2 separate regions of the Homo sapiens genome follow, and region 1 is linked to region 2. A link is a contact called in ENCODE Hi-C or POLR2A ChIA-PET data. All regions are on one chromosome and are shown on one strand. The core of a region is the stretch at or near the end of the contact, and the rest is flanking DNA. Distances in the headings are between cores, read along the strand shown. Region 1 holds the start of MBD3 (methyl-CpG binding domain protein 3). Region 2 overlaps CFD (complement factor D).

What was found. A loop is a pair of places that touch in the nucleus more often than their neighbours do. ChIA-PET counts read pairs that join two places held with the same protein, here RNA polymerase II (POLR2A). Pooled maps may share reads with other maps.
Region 1: a pooled map shows a loop between it and region 2 (9-fold over the local background). The contact joins the promoter of MBD3 here to the enhancer-like site in region 2. A Hi-C loop is called at or near these places in 1 of 37 single-sample maps with no recorded cell type and 2 of 50 pooled maps. POLR2A ChIA-PET finds 5 or more read pairs at or near these places in 2 of 52 experiments (HEK293 and activated CD4-positive, alpha-beta T cell).

Annotation. Positions count from the first base shown.
Region 1 is chr19:1,591,568-1,596,002 of GRCh38, reverse strand. It overlaps MBD3 (methyl-CpG binding domain protein 3), which reads left to right and starts at 3,138. Exons shown (of 7, transcript NM_001281453.2): 1 at 3,138-3,481. The coding sequence starts at 3,372. RefSeq lists enhancers at 2,698-2,747, 4,125-4,435 and silencers at 2,998-3,067, 3,138-3,187, 3,348-3,647, 3,788-3,887.
Region 2 is chr19:862,746-865,245 of GRCh38, reverse strand. It overlaps CFD (complement factor D), which reads right to left. Exons shown (of 5, transcript NM_001928.4): 5 at 1,605-2,154. The coding sequence ends at 2,008. Among named protein-coding and RNA genes, the nearest start is that of CFD, 4.3 kb to the right of the region's middle. Within about 2 kb of position 1,250, at least 8 of the 41 ENCODE cell types and tissues checked have a DNase peak (open chromatin) inside an H3K27ac peak, as active enhancers do.

The DNA.
Region 1 (4,435 bases), core at 1,889-4,388, 730 kb before region 2:
GGTGACAGGAGCCAGACTGGCGGATGGGGTCCTGTGTTTGTTGCCACAGTGAGTCACTGGACTCCACTGTAAAGAGGAGCAGTCTCGTGGTCCCATCAGCCATTTATTCAGTCATTTATTTCTACCAGCATCCACTCGAGGACATTTTTTCTTTTTCCTTTTTTTTTTTTTTGAGACAGAGTCTCGATCTGTCGCCCAGGCTGGAGTGCAGTGGCGCGATCTCAGCTCACTGCAACCTCTGCCTCCCAGGTTCAAGCGATTCTCCTGCCTCAGCCTCCCGAGTAGCTGGGACTACAGGCGCCCGCCACCAAGCCCAGCTAATTTTTTGTATTTTTTAGTAGACACGGGGTTTCACCGTGTTAGCCAGGATGGTCTCTATCTCCTGACCTCATGATCCACCCGCCTTGGCCTCCCAAAGTGCTGGGATTACAGGCATGAGCCACCACACCCGGCCTTGATGACATTTTTTCTACAGACTATAAATCCTTTATAAACTTTAATTTTGTTGCTCAAGTTGTCCTCTCTGTTTGGCCATCGTGACCCCTTCCAAATGGGCTCCTGTGTGCACATGATATGTCCCGGGTCACTTTTTTTGTTATTGAGGTGAAATTCACATAACATAAAATTAACCATTTTCAGGTGTGCAATGCAGTGCTTTAATACATTCACACTGGTATGCAGCCACTGCGCCCAGCCTGGAATTGGCCATTTTAAAGACTATTTTATTGACTTACTTATTTTAGACAAGGTCTCGCTCTACCACCCAGGCTGGAGTGCATTGTCACAATCATAGCCCAATTTTAAAAATAATCTTGGCCGGGCGCGGTGGCTCACGCCTATAATCCCAGGACTCTGGGAGGCCAAGGCAGGCGGATCACCTGAGGTCGGGAGTTTGAGACCAGCCTGACCAACATGGAGAAACCCCGTCTCCACTAAAAATACAAAATTAGCCGGGCATGGTGGCGGGTGCCACCATAATAATCATCTCCCTTGCATGGGGGCAGGCCTTGCACTGGCTGCCCTAGTCAAGTAATCCCAGCTACTTGGAAGGCTGAGGCAGGAGAATCGCTTGAACTCGGGAGGCGGAGGCTGCAGTGAGCCGAGATCGCGCCGCTGCACTCCAGCCTGAGCAACAAGAGCGAAACTCCGTCTCAAAAAAAACACAAATAATTAAATTAAAAAAATAATAATAATCTCCCAGCCGGGCGTGGTGGCTGGCGCCTGTGATCCCAGCACTTTGGGAGGCTGAGGCAGGCACATTGCTTGAGCTCAGGAGGTTACAGTGAGCCAAGATCACGCCACTGCACTCCAGCCTAGGCAACAAAGTGAAACCCTGTCTCAAAACATAATTATCATCTCCCTTGCATGGGGGCAGGCCTTGCTCTGGCTGCCCTAGTCAGGTACCACGGCTGGTTCTGGGGTGTAACTGCCTGGCTTTGAGTCCACAGCATAGACTTTCCTGTCTCCTTGGGAGCACTGATTCTTCCATGGCAGCCCAATGCCATGGGGCCTCGGTCTCAGGCCAGTAACCAGCTCCTGAGCTTCTCGGGAGACAGAGCTGGCTGTCTCACACCTCACCTCACCTCACGACGAGGTGGGGTGAGCGGGGCATCCGACCATCATCCACCCATCCATCCTGATTTATTCAGTGCTTCTGTGGTCAGCACAACATCCCGAAAATGTGCCCGTTCCGTCGGCCGCTGTGGCTCACACCTGGAACCCCAGCACTTAGGGAGGCCGAGGTGGGCGGATCACTTGAGGTCAGGAGTTCGAAACCAGCTGGCCAACAAGGTCAAATCCCATCTCTTCTAAAAATTCAAAAAAATTAGCCGGGCATGGTGGTGGGCGCCTGTAGTCCCAGCTACTTGGGAGGCTGAGGCAGGAGAATTACTTGAACCCGGGAGGTGGAGGTTGCAGTGAGCCGAGATCACGCCATTGCACTCGAGCCTGGGCAACAGAGCAAGACTCTGTCTCCATCAGTCAGTCAATCAATCAATAAATGAATGTGCCTGTCCTACTCCCTGGAACCTGCAGCTAAAGGGACTTTGAAAATGGGACGAGATCTTCAGATGGGAAAGCATCCCAGATCGGGTGGACCCAATGTCAACAAAAGAGTCCTTAGAACCAGGACAGTTTCTCCAGCTGGAGGCAGGGGAGCACAGCAGCTAGACTCAGTCCTTGAACACCTGTGCAGGCCCGCCCAGCCCTAGCCTTGGGAGCGACGCTGTCAGGGGGAACTGATGGGGGGCAGCCCACCCGTTTCCATTTCAGGATCCCTCTGGCTGGCTGGGGAAGGGGTTAAGGGGAGACAACAGGGGGTGGGCGATTCCGCAGGAAGGTCCTGGAACTCTCCCGGCCAGAGATGGTGGCTGGACTAAGGTGCAGGGGGTGGTCGGGGAGCTGGGGGGGGGTGCTCAGATTCCTGGATTTTGAGGGTTCAAAAAGCAGCTGGACGGGGCGCAGTGGCTCACGCCTGTAATCCCAGCGCTTTGGGAGGCCGAAGTGGGCTGATCACCTGAAGTAAGGAGTTCGAGTCCAGCCTGGCCAACATGGTGAAATCCCGTCTCTACTAAAACTACAAAAATTAGCCGTCCGTGGAACCAGCTACTTGGGAGGCTGAGGCATAACAACTTGAACCCGGGAGGCGGAGGCTACAGTGAGCCAAGATCGCGCCTCTGCACTCCAGCCTGGGTGACAGAGACCCCGTCTCAAAAAAAAAAAAGCTACTGGAGGGAACTTGGGGGCGTGGAAGGGGTGGTCACGGGGGAAGTCCCCCAGATTTGGACGCTCGTAAAAAGCTCGGAAGCTGGGAGACCAGGAGGGCGGGGAAGTCGAGGTCCAGTCACTGGGCCAGAGTCCCCAAGACTTGGGCTGGAGAAAGGTCGGAGGAAAGGACCCCACTAGTCCGAAAGCATGTCCCCGCGCACGCGCACCAGGCGGCCGGCAGAGACAGGGCACAGTAAAAGGAGCCGCGCGGACTCCGGGCACAGCTGCTGGGCACTGGCAGCTCGCAAGGCACAGCGCGCAGGCGCGCACGCCACTTAAGGCCCCGCCCCCTCCCAGCGCGCTGATTGGCGGGGCCGTAGAGGGGCGGGGGCATGGCGCCGCGGCTGCGCAGCGCGGGGCCCCGCGCGGGCGGGTGGGCGGAGCGGGCCCCCCGAGCGGGGGCTGGCGAGCGCGGGGAGGGGGCCGAAAGGGCGGCAAAGCCGGCGCGCGCCCGGCTGGGGGCGGAGGGCGGGGGCCCGCGGGCCGGAACAGCCGCGGCAAGTGGCGGCGGCGGCAGCGGCAGCGGAGGCAGCTGAGGCGGCGGCGGCGAGTGGGGGTCCGGGCGGCGGCGGCGGGCCCGGCGGCGGGCCGAGGAGCCGGGCGCAATGGAGCGGAAGAGGTGGGAGTGCCCGGCGCTCCCGCAGGGCTGGGAGAGGGAAGAAGTGCCCAGAAGGTCGGGGCTGTCGGCCGGCCACAGGGATGTCTTTTACTATAGGTGAATGAGCGCGCCGGCCGCGCAGGGCCTCAACGGGCTCCTCCCAGCGGCCTCTGCGGCGGCCTCGGCGCCCCTGCCCCGGGCCGCGGCCTGGGCCCCGCGCGTGCGTCGTGCGTGCGTGCGTGCGTCTTGCGTGCGTGTGCGCCCGGCGCGCGGAGGCCCAGTGCGCGTGCGCCGCTTGTTGGGCCGCATGGCTTTCGGCCGGCCGTTCAGGGACTGGCTGCCGGACGGCGACTGCGGCCTTTGTTCGTGCGCGCTGGGCCAGGGGCGCCTGGCGGCGGCCAGATGCTACCGGGGGGCAGGGGTGGAGGGTGGGCTGTCCCTTTGGTTCCCGTGAGACGCAGGGGGTGCCTTCTTGGGGCGCTCCTGGGGTGGCGCGGAGCCCGAGGGGGTGGCCAGCCGGGATTTCGGGGAGCAGGGCTCATGGGCGGATCGGGGAGGGCGTGCGTGAAAATACGGGTTCTTGGGCTCGCCCCAGTCCTGGGAATAAGCGCCTCAGGGTGACTGGTCTCCCACGCAGCGTTGCTTTTTTTAAAGGTATTCCCCTTGACTCCTTCCGAGGCCTCTGGTCCTCTTGGGTCGTGGCCCCCTCAGGGTGGAGACCTGAGGCTTTCGACTTTCCGAGCCCACCTAACGGTAGTCTTTGCGTGGATGTTACTGGTGGTGGAAGGCTTTCAGAGACCCCCCCGTCCCCAAATTGGAACAAGGCGCTGCTCTGAAAGGTCGCAGGGAACCCCCTCCGTGGAACAAAGACTTAGTCGCCTGCTGCAGCCAAGTCCCAGACAGTCGGCCACCTGCTGTTTGTCCTCTTTTTTTTTTTTTTCCTGGCTCGGGAAAGATGCTTTTGATTCTGGGCCAGCTTTGATTGCGCCCTCCCCTTGGTTCAGTGTCCCGTGGCGCCTTCAGGTCCCCCAGGAGGGGAAAGCGGAGGACGCCTGCCATGTGCCGAGCACC
Region 2 (2,500 bases), core at 1-2,500:
ACGTCAGTGTGATTCCTAGGTGAGTGTTCCATAGCCCCAAAAACACCCAAGCACAGTGTTCATCAATCCATCCCCCCTTTTCCCAGCGGACCTGCCTCTCAGATCATCAGTCTTTTTTTTTTTTTTGAGATGGAATCTCGCTCTGTCACCCAGGCTGCAGTGTAGTGGTGTGATCTCCACTCACTGCAACCTCCACCTCCCGGGTTCACGCCATTCTGCCTCAGCGTCCCGAGCAGCTGGGACTACAGGTGCCTGCCACCACGCCCGGCTAATTTTTTGTATTTTTAGTAGAGACGGGGTTTCACCGTGTTAGCCAGGATGGTCTCGATCTCCTGACCTCATGATCTGCCCGCCTCAGCCTCCCAAAGTGCTGGGATGACAGGCGTGAGCCACCGGCACCCGGCCCATCAGTCACTTTTTCTTTTCTCTTTTTTTTTTTTTTCTTTCTTTTTGAGATGGAGTCTCCTTCTGTTGCCCAGGTTGAAATGCAGTGGTGCTATCTCGGCTCACTGCAAGCTTCACCTCCTGGATTCAAGCTATTCTCCTGCCTCAGCCTCCCAAGTAGCTGGGACTACAGGCATCCGCCACCACGCCCGGCTAATTTTTTTGTATTTTTAGTGGAGATGGGATTTCACCGTGTTGGCCAGGATGGTCTCAATCTCCTGACCTTGTGATCTGCCCGCCTCGGCCTCCCAAAGTGCTGGGATTACAGGCATGAGCCACCGCGCCTGGCCCATCAGTCTTTTTCTACGATAGCGCCTGGCTGCCCCTCCACCAGGTGGGAGAAAGGGCACAGGGCCTCAGGTGTCCTCCCTGGCCTTGCCAAGAAGGGTGACCTGAGGTCCAGGGCCTCCAGCAAGCAGGTGCCGCTGCTCGTCGTCCTGGTGTGGGTCTGGCCGCACCCAGGGTGGTTTGTGAAGGCAGGCTCCGTGGCTCTGGGCTCCAGTCCAGGCTGTGTCCTGGAGCTTCTGTGTAAGGTCAGGAGAGTCGCACAGTCCCTGTGAGCCTCAGTTTCCCCTTATGGGATATGGGTCATAGGAACACGGCCTCGAAGGGTTTCTGTGCACCTGAGTCTCAGCCCACAGCCTTGCACACAGAAGACGCTCACATTCCCCTTGGTAAGCAAAGGGAAACGGTATGAGCCAGACCAGGAGGGGACACCCATGCCTGGCGGGCCTTCGCGCGTGTGTGTGTGTGTGTGTGGCAAGGGCGCCGCCGTGTGGCCGCGTCAGCCCCACGGAAGCGCTGGACCCGGAACTTCGCTGTATTCTCCGTTCTTGCGCTTTTATCTGTAGCTTCCCGCGTTCCTCTTTTTTTAATGTTTCTGTTTTTGTTTTGAGACAGAGTCTCGCTCTGTCACCCAGGTCGGAGTACAGTGGTGCGATCTCAGCTCACTGCAACCTCCGCCTCCCGGGTTCAAGCTATCCTCCTGCCTCAGCCTCCTGAGTAGCTGGGGCTACAGGTGCCCACCACCACGCTCAGCTAATTTTTTTTTGTATTTTTAGTAGACACGGGGTTTCACCATGTTGGTCAGGCTGATCAGGAACTCCTGACCTCAAATGATCCGCCCGCCTCGGCCTCCCAAAGTGCTGGGATTACAGGCGTGAGCCACCACGCAGAATTTTTTTTTTTTTTTTGTAGAGAGAGACAAGGTTTCACTCTGTTGCCCAGGCTGGAGGGCAGTGGTGCAATCACAACTCACTGCAGCCTCAGCCTCCTGCGTTCAAGTCATCCTCCCACCTCAGCCTCCTGAGTAGCTGGAACTACAAGCACCCACCTCCATGCCCGCCAATTGCCCAGCTAATTTTTTATTTATTTGTAGAGATGGAGTCGCGCTACGTGGCCCATGCTGATCTCGAACTCCTGAGATCCAATGATCCTCCCACCTCGGCCTCCCCTTCTGCATATAGTAGGTGCTCAATAAAGACCAACCAGATGCAGGAGTGGATGACTTCATTGCTCGGGACTTTGTTGCTTGGGTGACCCTGACCTTCAGGCCCCGGCACCCTAGGCCAGGACGCTGTCGATCCAGGCCGCATAGCTCGCCACGCGGGTGTAGATCCCGGGCTTCTTGCGGTTGCCGCAAACGCGCGAGCCCGAGGTGACCACGCCCTCGAGCACGCCCCCGCACACCAGCGGGCCCCCGGAGTCACCCTGCCGGAACAGGACGGGGCCGTGAGGGGCGGCCCGCGCCCACCCCGGCCTCACGTGTTAGACCCCCTCACCTGGCTGCCGCTCCCGCCCCACAATGCTCGCTCATCCCTCCCGTGTTAATTTGGTCTTCACTAGTCAATAGCCCCGCGCCACGCCTATCGCCTAGGCCACAACCACAAGCCACGCCCCTCTAGGCCCGCCCCCAGCTCCTGGCCACACCCCCTCTGGCCTCAACCTCACCACGTGTTCCCCCGACCCCACCCCGCTCCAAGCCCTTTCCAGTATGGGGGTCCCACACCTCATTCCTGCTCTTCCAAGCTTTGACTTGCCGTGGATCCCACTTCTG